Linked DNA regions of Homo sapiens: region 2 is linked to region 1. The links are chromatin contacts, found by Hi-C in ENCODE. All regions are on one chromosome and are shown on one strand. The core of a region is the stretch at or near the end of the contact, and the rest is flanking DNA. Distances in the headings are between cores, read along the strand shown. Region 1 holds the start of ZPBP2 (zona pellucida binding protein 2). Region 2 overlaps CASC3 (CASC3 exon junction complex subunit).

The links. Hi-C counts contacts between places; a loop is a spot of excess contacts on that map. Pooled maps may share reads with other maps.
Region 2: a loop to region 1 is called in a map of naive thymus-derived CD4-positive, alpha-beta T cell, with 2.9 times the contacts of the local background. The contact joins the enhancer-like site here to the promoter of ZPBP2 in region 1. A Hi-C loop is called at or near these places in 1 of 168 maps with a recorded cell type or tissue (naive thymus-derived CD4-positive, alpha-beta T cell), 4 of 37 single-sample maps with no recorded cell type and 8 of 50 pooled maps.

The regions. Positions count from the first base shown.
Region 1 is chr17:39,862,740-39,869,451 of GRCh38, reverse strand. ZPBP2 (zona pellucida binding protein 2) reads right to left here and starts at 1,250. Exons shown (of 8, transcript NM_199321.3): 1 at 1,046-1,250; 2 at 838-903. The coding sequence starts at 1,097. It overlaps IKZF3 (IKAROS family zinc finger 3), which reads left to right and starts at 5,140. Exons shown (of 8, transcript NM_012481.5): 1 at 5,140-5,332. The coding sequence starts at 5,326. RefSeq lists enhancers at 1,891-1,970, 2,211-2,430, 4,382-4,441, 4,502-4,571, 5,299-5,388 and 1 more and a silencer at 1,981-2,196.
Region 2 is chr17:40,163,204-40,170,310 of GRCh38, reverse strand. CASC3 (CASC3 exon junction complex subunit) reads right to left here. Exons shown (of 14, transcript NM_007359.5): 7 at 6,145-6,830; 8 at 3,450-3,514; 9 at 2,699-2,813; 10 at 2,363-2,461; 11 at 1,894-2,108; 12 at 865-987; 13 at 649-713. The coding sequence ends at 690. Among named protein-coding and RNA genes, the nearest start is that of MIR6866, 4.8 kb to the right of the region's middle. RefSeq lists an enhancer at 1,688-2,247. Within about 2 kb of position 1,775, at least 10 of the 41 ENCODE cell types and tissues checked have a DNase peak (open chromatin) inside an H3K27ac peak, as active enhancers do.

The DNA of each region.
Region 1 (6,712 bases), core at 1-2,500:
GCCTGGGTGACAGAGTGAGACTGTCAAAAAAAAAAAAAAAAAAAAAGAAGGAAGGAAGGAAAGAAAGAAAGAAAGATAGATGATCATGATCACCCTAAGGGAAACCTGATGTTTAACTGTAAATTTTCTCCATTGGGAACAATAATTAAGCCTATCTGGGCATATTAGGAAGATGTGTGATTACTTCTTGTTTCTGGTTTGGTGGACAGAACGATGGTATGCTTGGAATCACTGCAACCCAGAAAGATATTAATTTTAAAGCCTACTGAATGCCAGGCTCATAAAGACAACGTCCTACAATTTGGTTGGGGGTCGGGGAGAGAACTCAAACACAGAAGGAGTCTAAACATGACAAATTCTATCAACTGGCTCAATTTATCTAAAATTAGCTGTGTAACTAATTTTCCTTGGGAAAGTTTCACTGCAGAGATAAAGGACATTTGAGCTGAGCCCTGAAGGATGCGTGGGAGTTTTTCCAGTTAATAAGGGGAGGATTAAAGATATTCCAAACAGAAGGCCTTGGAAATCACTCCTTTGCGTGGGTTTCCCGCGTTGCAAAGCAGCAGAGACACCTGGAAGTGAGATGGCATCTGAGAGAGAGATCTGGAATAAATCCCAGCCCTTTGTGAGCTGTAAGGCTTTAAAGCAAGGCGACACAATAGGGATCGCTGTAAGGATGAAAAAATGCGACCGTCGTGAACTGCCAAGCAGATGCTTAGTATAATAGATGCTCAATAAACGCTGGCTCGTTCCCCTTCTCTCCAGGAAGCTCTTCCGGGAAGAGCTTCGCAGTTCCGGCCCCTCCAATGGGCCCGCGTGTGCAGAGGCCCTTATTACCTGGCTGTCCTGTCTTGCCATAAATGAAGCCCTTCTTATTGAATAAGGTAAAACGCGGGCATTGGACTGCGGAGGAAATAAAACACTGACTTTTAGTTAGAAGAGGAGCAGGGTTCAGAGTCGGGCAGGGCAGGGCGAGGCGAAGGAGGCAGGACCGGGAAGCTCGGGCAGAGGGAGAGGCCTGGGGACCGGGTGGAGGGAGCCCCACCTCCTGTGAGGCACCAGAGCACCGCGGAGAGTAGGACGCACGTTCGCATCATCGCTCAGGGGCTGGCGTCGCAGGAGGCGTCGAGGGACAGACTCCCTCCTACCTCAGCCCTGGCCCAACACCTCCCCACCTCCTCCACAGTGCGGAGCAGAACGCCGGGGTCGCCTCCCCTACCCGTCCGTCGCAACGGCGGGAGCGGACGCGCAGGAGAACGCGTGCGTGCTTCGATTCTCGCGCGCGGGGGCGGGGCGACGGCGCTGCAGGCGATCGCCAGATCCTCTGGCGCCCACGCGGCAGCAGGCATGCGAACTTTTCGCGCCTCGCGTCCGGCGCCATTTTCCCGCGCTCCTGGCCCCTTGCTCTCTGAGCGGAGCGGAAGGCAGGAAGAGAATAAAGGAAAAGAAGCCACGGTGTCGCGTTCCGGGGATTCCCCAGTCTAGGGGCCGAAGGGATCAAGGAGAGAACACCGCGAGGTCCCAAGGACCGTGGTGGGGTAGGGCGGCTAGGGGATGCGATGAGGAATCCCCTAGGAAGGGGACCTGAGGAAGGCAGAGACTTGTGACAATTTCCTCCTCACGTGAAGCAGAAAGGCCCGCGTGGGGATTTCCTACGCCTCTCTTCTCATGAACGCTGAAACTGGGTGTCGAATCTCTTTCAAACTGACACGCGATTTTTACCTAATTGCATTCTTTACCAGCAAGACCAAGACCCAGAAGAGCCACTACTGAGCCAAGAAGGCGCTTCCGGGCCTTCCCACTCTAGAGGAACGTTGAATCTTCATTTTCACTTCAAGTATGAGGCGATGTGAGAGACCTCCCCCAGTGCAAACGTATCTAGGTTGATGAAGTGACCTTGCTTTAAAAATGGGCCCAATTGTAAGGCCCATTGGCCTTTTCTGTAGGGATGGAGCCCGATTGGCCTTTTCTGTAGGGATGGATGACTAGTCAAGATCGGGGAGCTCCAAAGGGGATCATGCCCGCGTCTTTGATGGTTCCTTCTTGGCTACTAGTTTGGTGGCCCGAAAGGCCCTGTGTGTTGTCTGTTTCTTAGCAGCGGGACACCACTCTCAGTAGTGGTTTTGAGTAGGCTGGTTAGTAGAGAGAGCCCAAGGTTCAGACAGGGTGCAGAATGGTTATTTTGGGTGAGATCAAGAGTTTTCGGTTTTATTTCCTTTGAGCCGAGTCAGTACTTGGACTCTCTCATATGGTCCAGGAGCAAACTTTGTCAGTAATTTCATTTTTAGTCACTGTTAATTTTACCTATATAGCATAAGCCATGAAATGTGACTCAGTGAGTCAGATCCACCCATTTTCAGTTACCATGTCTGGATACATGGTCTGGTCTCAACTGTTCTCTTCTTAAGGTGATGATAATGAAGACAGATTTAGGCATTATCTTTGATTCCCTACAAGTTCTTCATTCCAGTTTTAGTCAAAGTACATTATATATCCACAGTGTGTTTTATTGACTTTTTGGTTACTGTAAGTAATTGATAGTTGTAAATCCTGTGTGATAAACTAAATCCTATGAGAGGAGACTTAACCAAATGAGTAATAGTTGTCAAAAGTACCCATCCACTCTTTTTATATAAACTTTTTATTTTAGAAGAGTTTTAGATTTGCAGAAAATTTGCAAAAACAGTACAGAGAGTTTTTACATACTCCCTCCCGATTTTCCCTATTATTGACATCTTACATTGGTATGGTACATTTCTTACAATTAATGAACGGATATTGATATATTACTATTAACTGAAGTCCAAACTTTATTCAGATTTCCTTAGTTTTTTACTCAATGTCCTCCCTACCTCGTTTGTTTTTTTGCTCCAGGATCTCATGCGGGATCCCACATTACCTATAGTCATCGTATCTCCTTAGATTCCCCTTGGCTGTGTCAGACTTTTCTTGTGTTTGAAGGTCTTGACCTGGCTTTAATTGGTGAGGTATTTTGTAGAATGCCTCTCTACTGGAATTTGGTGTCTTTCTCCATATTAGACTAGAATTATGGATTCTTAGGAGGAAGATTACAGAGATAAAATGACATTCTCATCACATCATATCAAGGGGACATACTATCAACATGCCTTATCACTTGATGTTAACCTTGGTCTGCTGGCTGAGGTACTGTTTGTCAGGTTTCTCCACTGTCAACTTATTCCCCTGCTTTCATACTATACTCTTCGGAAGGAAGTCACTTTGTGCACCCACACTTAAAGAGTGGGGATTTATGCTGCATCTCCTTGAAGGTGGAGTAGCTACATAAGTTATTTTACCAATTCACTTTTAATCCCCTTAGGTATCACTCTCGGGAGTCCGAAATACTCAGTATTGAACTATTTACAGAGTACTAACACGTTCCACTGTCAAATATACAGAAGAACATTGTAATGGAAAATCATAAAGTTTCCTTACAACTTTTTTTTTTTTTTTTTGAGACGAAGTCTCACTCTGTTGCCCAGGCTGGAGTTCAGTGGCAAGATCTCGGCTCACTGCAACCTCTGCCTGCTGGGTTCAAGCGATTCTCCTGCCTCAGCCTCCTGAGTAGCTAGGATTAGAGGCATGCGCCACCACGCCCAGCTAATTTTTGTATTTTTAGTAGAGACAGTATTTTGCCATGTTGGCCAGGCTGGTCTCGAACTCCTGACCTCGTGATCCACCTGCCTTGGCCTCCCAAAGTGCTGGGATTACAGGCGTGAGCCACTGCGCCTGGCCTACAACTTTTTCATAACCAAATAACTTTTCATCCTCATACCATCCCTGTGAAATTTTACAGTTCCTCTTCTGCTACTTTTGATGTGCTATTTTTGCTTTTAGAAACTAACAAACAACAAATTTCCCCTTTCAGTACTAAAATTAGACCTAGTGTTTAGAGTATTTCTCCAAAATTGACATCCTGCAGAACTCCCAACTCATACAGTTATAGAGATGCTACTGTGGTGCTTAAAGCCAGTGTAGTTTTTCACCCACTTGAATATATATACACACATCACATAGACTGCCTATACCAACGACATACTATTGTTTAAAGCTACAATTCATAAAATTACAGCATGTATACTTTAACTTGTAAGTGTGGGTTTCTTCTGATATGGACAGCTGATGCACAAACCCTCAGCCTTAAGTCTCAAATATATTTGTATGCACTAATATAATTTTCTAATAGCGGTGACAGTGGCCTTTTGAGACTCATTCGTATATTGTCCCACACGCTGGATATCTTTAGAAGGGCTCACCTGAACAATGTCCCTTAGACCTCAATGTGAAGAAAAGTTCTGCTTTGAAAAACAGTTTTGTGGTCACTTCCCCTTTCCTCTCTCTGCAGTCAAATGTGTGCTTTACCTCTGGACAGTAGGGAGGGTGTTGGGAGAAGATGTTGACTGATACATATCTGTATACTAACATCTTTAAGTTAATTTTACAATCTTACTGCCCCCACCTTCCACCCTTAGCTCTACTTTCTTTGCTTAATTTTCTGGTACATCATATATGTATTTTTGTAAGGTGTGTATTTAGAAGAAGGCAGGCTGGGAGAAAATAAACACACTCTATAAAACACTCCCTCTATTTATATAGAGTGGGTAGTATTGCGTGAGTGGTGGCAAATAAATCAAGCAGTTCCCAGAGGGAAAACAAAAGTGAGATAAATGCTTCCAAAAATTAAAAAGTTGAATTGATAGAAGTGCCAAAATCCTTTCCAACTGTCTGAAAACTTGGACCAAAAACTTTTACCATGTGAAATGAAAAAGTGAGGAAGGAAAAAAAAATACTTTGAAAGAAGGGGGTTCTCATTGATACTTTCCACGGCTGTTATCACTGAATCTAGACAAAAAGTTCCAGATCTTCCTCAATTTAAGATAAACGTCTTTGAACTTCAGCTTGCCAAGAAAGCAAGGCTGACCCCCGACCCTCCGTGTGATGTCACTTTTCTCATCCATTATCCTTCTAAAATAGACATTTTGAGACAATTTAGTGATGCGACATTTCCATCCTGTCGGGGTTCCTTGGGTTTGACATTCGAAAGGGGGCTGGAGGCGCGGAACCCGCGGCACTCCGCGGCCAGCGTCCTTTAAAGCCGCCGCCAGCCAGCGCCGCTGTAACCCCGCGCACCGGCAGGTCGCCGGCTCCTGCCCTTTTCAGTCTGCGCCGACGCGGCTGCCGGATCCCGGGGACTCCCCGCGCCGGGAATCTCCCGCCAGCTGCGCGCTGAGTCCAGGCGACGGCAGGAGCACGTGGAGAGGCCGAGTAGCCACAGCGGCAGCTCCAGCCCGGCCCGGCAGCGACATGGAAGGTGAGCCTCCAGCCCGCTTCTTTTCTCCGGGGTCTTTGAGAAACTTAACCTGTGCAAGCAGTAGAAAGAGTTTCTTCTGAATCTCAGTTTTGCTTCTATTTACTTCTTTTGTCAAAAGTAAATATGAGGTATTTCAGAGGACAAAGCGCGTCGGTTCTCTTAACGTCTCTCACTTGTCCTTCCCCCGCCCTTTGGAAAGTGATAACTTCTTCGCAATTTTATTTCTAAAGAGTTGTCAGACATGGGGGGTCTACCCTACATCTGCAGAGGAAGAGCACTTAAGGGGTGTCCCTGAAATGGCTGCAAATCTGGGGTGGAATAATCAACCCTTTTGGATATTTTTTCCTTCATGGCCTCAGTGTTTATTGGAATTAGACTAATCTGAGTAACTTGTTTTCTTCCAAGGGTAAATGGTGTCATATGGGAAAGGTACATTTTAAAGCGGTTGGCATTTGCAGTTCCCTTGGAACTCGATCTTCTAATGAGTCTTCTTTACCCAGCGCAAAAAATCAGGTTCACATTAGGAGTTTCATATGAATTAATTTTGAAAGTCGTAACACTATCCTTGCTTCTCAAACATTTTTCATTCTGTACTTCCTTGGGATACCTAAAATTTCACACTGCTACTGTAAACTCTTCAATGGTCTTTTCAACAAGTGTTTCTAAAACCTTGAAAATGGCAAATGCATCTCAACTCGGGGGGGGATGGTGGGATTAAGAAATTCAGAATTTCATTCTATTAAAAATGAGATATTGACACCTAACTAAAATGTTACTTTGATAAATATGAAGATCGTGGGTATTTTCTTCATAATAATGGAAGAATCTCTAATTAACAATGAACTGATCTTTGGCAGCTTTATTTCTAGAGTATATAAAGTTGTTAAAATATCAAAAACTTTATGCTTTTAATTTTTTTAATTAGGGCTTGAAAACTTTAAAAATTTTGCATTTTTAACATTTAAATAATGGTTTATTGAAGTGTAATTTTTAACAAAGGTTTTATTGGCCAATAACAAGGAAAAAAAGTTGGGCTGTTGTATACTATGGGAAAAATAATTTTTGAAAAGCTCATATGCTTTAATTATTACAAATGATTAATTTGTTTTTATGAAATTATAAATCAGTACTCCAACACTATTTTTCCTAGCCGTAACCATACCACGTATCAAGGATAATGTACAGAATCATGTAAATCCATAGAAACTGGAGTATTTCTCTATAAATGTTAATACTTCCAAATTCATTTATTTAATGTGCAATAAAGAAACTAAATAGCATATCTTAGGTTATTGGTGTACTAACACAGATGTTTAATAAGCCTGAAGACTCCCTTAAGAAGAAAAGAATGAAAACTTGTGTAGAATTTAATTTAGAGTG
Region 2 (7,107 bases), core at 526-3,025, 300 kb before region 1:
CCAGTCCTTCTCCTCTATGATCTTTAGAACTGGTTTTTTCTGCTATAACATCTCAAATTTAGATTTCCCTTTTCCTTGACTGCCTTCCTGTATTTTTTCCTTGTAGCTTCCCAATTGAAAACTGTCATGTTAACAATCGTTTCTACTTCAACCCTGCCCAATACACTTGCCAAACAAACAAACTGGCAAATTTCAGGACTCCTTTAAGCCTCCTGAGATATCCCATGATTATTATAACTTAAAGCATTAATCAGAGGCTGGGTGGGGTGGCTCACACCTGTAATCCCAACACTTTGGGAGGCCAAGGCAGGTGGATCACCTGAGGTCAGGAGTTCAAGACCAGCCTGGCCAATATGGTGAAACCCCATTCCCACTAAAAATACAAAAATTAGCCAGGTGTGGTGGTGCGTGCCTGTAATCCTAGCTACTTAGGAGGCTGAGGCAAGAGAATCGCTTGAACTCAGGAGATGGAGGTTGCAGTGAGCCGAGATTGCACCACTGCACTCCAGCCTGGATAACAGACTGAGACGCCGTCTCAAAAAAAAAAAAAAAAAAAAAAAAAAAAAAAGCATTAATTAAGTGATTTTTGTTTATTAAGCAAGTGTGAGCATTAGTTTTAACAATATTCACAGTAAGTTGTGCACTTACTTTTATATGATGTTAAGATTTAAAATATTCAGAAACTTGTATTAACTGGAACCCCTGCTTACAACCTGAAATAACAAAGTTGGAATTTGTTATCAGGTCATAACAAAAAGACTGTTTTCCAGAGAAACACACCCAGAAAATGAGGGAAATCCTCTGGGGAGAAGGAAAGCCCACTGACGGAGCATGTGCATTAAGTATAGGAAGGAACTCTCATACCTCAGGTGGAGGGGGCTTGATGGTGACTGGCTGGGGAGTCCTCCGGGGTGGGGAGGGCTTTGGCTGCACCTGCTGCTGGGCGGGGTTATAGTAGGTCACTCCTCCATATACCTGTGATGGGGCCTGGGACCCCACAAGCCAGGAGAAGAAAAAGTTAGGAATGAATTCATCCAACCTATGATGAACAGGAAATATTATTCAGCCATAAGAGAATTGGGGAATTTATAATTTTAAAAATATCTAATCTGCCCACCCTTCAAAATAAAGTGACTATTCATTTTTGCCTTAATTCTTCATTATTATGCTCTGGTTTTTATTTCTTCAAAGTACTGCCCAGCTTTCTCTAATTCCTACCATCAGCTGACAAATGGAAAAGGCTGAGTTCAGTAGCGACACTACAGATACTTGATTATGTCAACGTGGTGGAAGTTAAGCAGGACAGAGGTAGGGGTGATAAGGAGTAGAATACAGCTTCTTTATGCAATAGAGTAAAAACCAGGTATTGCCACCTATGATGTACCACAACACAGGAAAGAAACACCATTAAAGAAACTGAACGCTGGGTGCGGTGGCTTATGCCTGTAATCCCAGCACTTTCGGAGGCCGAGGCAGGTGGATCGGTTGAGGTCAGGAGTTTGAGACCAGCTTGGCCAACATGGTGAAACGCCATCTCTACTAGAAATACAAAAACTAGCCGGGCATGGTGGCAGGCACTGTAATCCCAGCTACTCGGGAGGCTGAGGCAGAAGAATCGCTTGAACCCAAGAGGTGGAGGTTACAGTGAACCGAGATCACGCCACTGCACTCCAAGCCTGGGCAACGGAGAAAAAAACTGAAAAGAATAAAGATGATGGGCATTACATAAGCTGCATTTCCAGCTCCTGACCACTAAGAGGCGTCTTGGTGTCACATACAAATCAGTGGCACTGAAAATGTTCTCTCAAATTCCTTTAGCATTCTCCCCATACCACATTCCTGTCTGAATTAAAGAATGTGTATCTAGAAAAACATGATCATTAGCCATCTCACCTGTGTATTAGGATACAGATGAGGCGGTGGTGGGGGAGGCAGTGCCCCTGGAGCATAAGGGTAACTGGGATTACCAAAGTTCATGACGCCTGGAGCAGAAAAGTAAGTAGGAGCAAGCAACTGCTGAGGTGGTGGCTGTCCTGGAGACATGGACACTGGTGGGGGATAGAGGCCTGGATTGGGCAGAGGAGCTGGTGTCTGGTGGGGATGTAAACCTGGATAAGGAGAAGAAAAAAACTGAAAAATAAAGTAACATCATTTTCACAGGATGGCCCGGCTGGACTGCTCAGTATAATCAGGCTCAGAATGGAAGTCCTCAGGATGGACACAAGAGGAACTTGTTGCCCAAGCAGCCAGGATGGCCAGACTCCCAGGCTAGCAGCACAAAGCTCAGGAGGATGGGTTTTGTGGCACTCCCAACATATATCCTCAGGTACTGGAAGCATATAAGCAGAGACACAAAGCTTACCTGGGTGGGGAAGGTTCATTCCTGGCTGCACAAGCATGCCCTGTGGAGGCAGCGGGGCAGGGCTGTCACCATGGGTATAGATTGGTCCCTGGAACTGCACTGTAAGATATCACATTGGGACTCTCATAAACCCTTACTCTTCACATGGACAAGTCTCCTTGTTCCCCAAGCCCTTTAAAAGATGTTCTCAATATTCCATGCGAAGAAAACAGCAACCAGACAATGTTTGATAACCACTATAAGAGGTCAGAAGAGAAATTCAGGAGCCAGGAGCCTGGTATCTTACTTCACTTCACCCTGCCAAGAAAAGTACCCCAACAGTAAGAAAAAACTCACGTGGATCATAGTAATGTCCCTCCATGATACTGATATGCACTGGAGGGGCGGGGGGCTCTGGCACAGGTCTTTGCCGCTGGGATGAATAGCGTTTGGCTCGACCACCCTGGACACCCTGAGACAAAGAAAGAGGCCTAAACAATAAGAATTCTAGAGGGCTCTCATATCAAGTCCTACCTTCCTTTAGGTGTTGAAAAACACTTGGTACATGGCAGGTATTTAATGGATATTTGCAAAGTGAGCTGAAAAATAATGAAAAGATATCAAGATTTGAACCTAAACCTTCTACCTTACATTTAGGAGATCCAAATTAAAAGAAACATGCATAATCAATGGAAAAACTGACTTTATCTTGGCCGGGCGTGGTGGCTCATGCCTGTAATCCCAATACTTTGGGAGGCCAGGGTGGGTGGATCATGAGGTCAGGAGTCAGGACCAGCCTGGCCAACATGGTGAAACCCTGTCTTTACTAAAAATACAAAAATTAGCTGGGCATGATGGCACGTGCCTGTAATGCCAGCTACTCGGGAGGCTGAGGCAGAATTGCTTGAACTGGGACCCAGGAGGCAGAGCTTGCAGTGAGCCGTGATCCCGTCACTGCACTCTAGCCTGGGCAACAGAGCGAGACTCTGTCTCAAAAAAAAAGAAAGAAAGAAAAGAAAAAAAAAAAAGACCTTATCTTGGTTTAAACAATGAACAAGCTGTGTAACAGGCAGCTCCCTCCCCCATCTACCCCTTTCCCCTTCTGTACCATTTCTTCCATCCGGTTAAACTGAGGTGGAGGTCCTGCTCCCATGTGTATATGGTTGGGCATACCTGTAATACACCAAAAAAGTCACTTCTGCAGATCAGACATACGTGAGTGGGACTCAAAGATACTATCAAGAGACAGGTTTAAGTGTCAACATAAGGAATGCCTTTTTTCTTTTAACTAATAAAATTCTCTATAAACTATCTCTGCTTTCTGTCAACACCAGCATTTAGAAATTTGTCCCCACTGTCTGCCATCTTAATATAGCAATAAAGCCCTTGAAAATGAAAAATAAAATGACTTCAGTGAAGAAAATCAAATTCAAATTTTTTCCTATCAAATTGTTCCCTGCATAGAATCCCTGAGAGATTATAATTAGCACATTACATTATCCAACATATTGAAAAATCTCAGCCCAAGAGTTTCTGAGCAACAGCTGGACAAGGGAGGGATGCTTTGTAAATCTACTTGATTATATCCATTCACAGGGGTCTGGGTTGGAAGTTTGAAAGGAGATTCTCCTCTGGCTAAAATGACTCAAGACAAAAAGGAATGTTCTAGAGATTGTCCTCCAATAGTAAGAAGGGTGCTGCAACTCCAATTGAGGAGTTCCAATATTTAAGTTAGATTTCAGACTAAGGGAAGATCCTTTGATCTATCTGGCTGGAGAAAAACAAACCACAATAGGCAAAATGGGTAATAGGTAGGTCTTACTCTCTAAAACTATGCTGCCCAATATGATATCCACTAACCAAATGTGGACACTTAAGTTTCAATTAATTAAAAGTTCAATTCCGGCTGGATGCAGTGGCTCATGCTTATAAGCCCAGCACTCTGGGTGGCAGAGGTAAGACTGCTTGAGCCCAGGAGTTCAAGACCAGCCTGGAAAACACAGTGAGACCCCCCGTCTTTTCAAAAAATAAAAAAAATCAGCCAGGTGTAATGATGTGTGCTTATGATCTTAGCTACTGAGGAGGCTGAGATGGGAGGATTGCTTGAGCCCTGGAGGCGGAGGTTGCAGTGAGCCAAGGTCACGCTACTGCACTCCAGACTCTAGCCTGGGTGACAAAGTGGGACCCATCTAAAAAAAAAAAAAAACAAAAAAAAAAACTATATCTATGTAAACACAACAACAACAAAAACACAAAAGTACAATCATTACACAAAGTTCTATTGGGCAATCTGTCTCTAGAAGATTAAGGAAATAAGGGAGGCTTGCCTTTCAAATATATTAGAGAAGATCTTGATCAAAATTCAACTGAATAAATTTCTGCCTTCAAATATTTAACCATTAGTTCAAATAATAACGTTGTCTTCTTCTACTTTTTGTGGAAAATGATCCTGTACTCAGGAGGCTCAATGATGACCGGGCAGGTGCAGTGTCTTCCATCTGTAATCCCAGCGCTTTAGGAGGATCTCTTGAGCCCAGGAGTTCAAGATTAGCCTGGGCAATATAGCAAGACCCATCACTACAAAAAATTTTTTAAAAATTAGCTGGGGCTGGCACAGTGGCTCACGCCTGTAATCCCAGCACTCTGGGAGGCCAAGATGGGTCGATCACTTAAGGTCAGGAGTTCGAGACCAGCCTGGCCAACATAATGAAACCCCATCTCTATGAAAAATACAAAAATTAGGTGTGGGCCAGGCACGGTGGCTCATGCCTGTAATCCCAGCACTCTGGGAGGCCAAGGTGGGCGGATCACGAGGTCAGGAGATCGAGACCATCCTGGCTAACACGGTGAAACCGTCTCTACTAAAAATACAAAAAAAAAAACTAGCCAGTCGCGGTGGTGGGCGCCTGTAGTCCCAGCTATTCAGGAGGCTGAGGCAGGAGAATGGCGTGAACCCAGGAGGCAGAGCTTGCAGTGAGCCGAGATCACACCACTGCACTCCAGCCTGGGCAACAGTGAGACTCTGTCTCAAAAAAAAAAAAAAAAAATTAGCCAGGTGTGGTGGTGAGAGCCTGTAATCCCAGCTACTCAGGAGGCTGAGGCAGGAGAATTGTTTGAGCCCTGGACGCAGAGGTTGTAGTGAGCCAAGATCGTGCCACTGCACTCCAGCCTGGGCAACAGAGCAAGTCTCTGTCACAAAAAAAAAAAAAAAAAAAAAAAGGCCAGGCACGGTGGCTGTGGCTCACACCTGTAATCCCGGCACTTTGGGAAGCCAAGGTGGGAGGATCACAAGGTCAAGAGATCAAGACCATCCTGGCCAACATGGTGAAACCCGGTCTCTACTAAAAATACAAAAATTAGCCCAGCGTGGTAGTGCACGCCTATACTCCCAGCTACTCGGGAGGCTGAGGCAGGAGAATCACTTGAACCCGGAGGTGGACATTACAGTGAGCCGAGATCGTGCCACTGCATCTAGCTTAGGCAACAGAGCAAGACTCCATCTCAAAACAAATAAATAAATAAAAATACAAAAAAAAAAATTAGCTGGGCGTGGTGGTGTGCGCCTGTAACCCCAGCTACTCAGGAGGCTGAGGCAGGAGAATCACTTGAACCTGGGAGGCGAAGGTTGCAGTGAGCCAAAATCGCGCCACTGCACTCCAGCCTGGGCAAAAGAGTGAGACTCTGTCTCAAAAAAAAAGAAGTAGACATTTGTCAGACACCACCTTCCTGAGACAGAAGTCCCATGCCCCTAAACCTGATGATGCAAAGGGGAAAAAGCTAGCCACCAATCCTATGATACCTACCTCGAAGTTCCCGTGGTTGCAGGAAAGAAGGCTGCCCCGGACTCCAATTCTGTTCTGCTATATTTAGTTGTGCCACATCTTGCTCAAGTCCACTTGTACTAGAATCCACCGGAGCTTCCCAGGTCCCAGTCTTAGTAGGTGGAGTTGGGGTGGTTTCTGGGACTGGAGGTGCTGGAATCAGTCCTTCAGGAGGAGGGGGCACCTCCTCTGCAAGCTTGACTGCATCTCCAACTTTGGTTCGAGTTCTTCTTGCCCGGGAATAGGATTTCTTCTCAATGGGCCTATCAGGGGGTGGTGGTGCAGCATCAGGAGCAGCAGCTGGTGGCTCTGAGGCTGCCTCTTCCTTCTCAGGACTGCCAAGCACTGGAGCATCTGCTTCTGGAGATGGATCCCTCACAGAAGTCTGCTCTAGGCGCCGTGACCGGTAACTAATCTCATGCTTAACAGTCTCACCAGACCGGCCACCATGCTGCCCACCAGCTTCCACAGGCCTAAAACCAGCACGACCTTCCTTGAAGCCCCCAGATCGAGAATAATTCCTGGGTGCAGACATACGGCCGGTACCTGCAGCATTCCTGTTAATAAATGTCCTTGGTGGTAGGGTGCCCCCAAGACCCTGGTGGCGATGAGACTTGTTTAGCCGCTCACCGTTCCAGTTTGGATCTCTTTGTGGAGGACTCCCATATCTACAAAAAATGGAATGAAGAAACTGTTAGGAAATTAACAAAAGGAGGCTACGCGCGGTGGCTCAGGCCTGTAATCCCAGCACTTTGGGAGATCGAGACGGGCAGATCACTTGAGGCCAGGAGTTCAAGACCAGCCTGGCCAACATAGCGAAACCTCATTTCTACTAAAAATACAAAAATTAGCCGATCGCGATAGTACGCGCCTGTAATCCTGGCTACTCAGGAGGCTGAAGCAGGAGAATCACTTCAACCCAAGAGGTGGAGGTTGCAGTGAGCC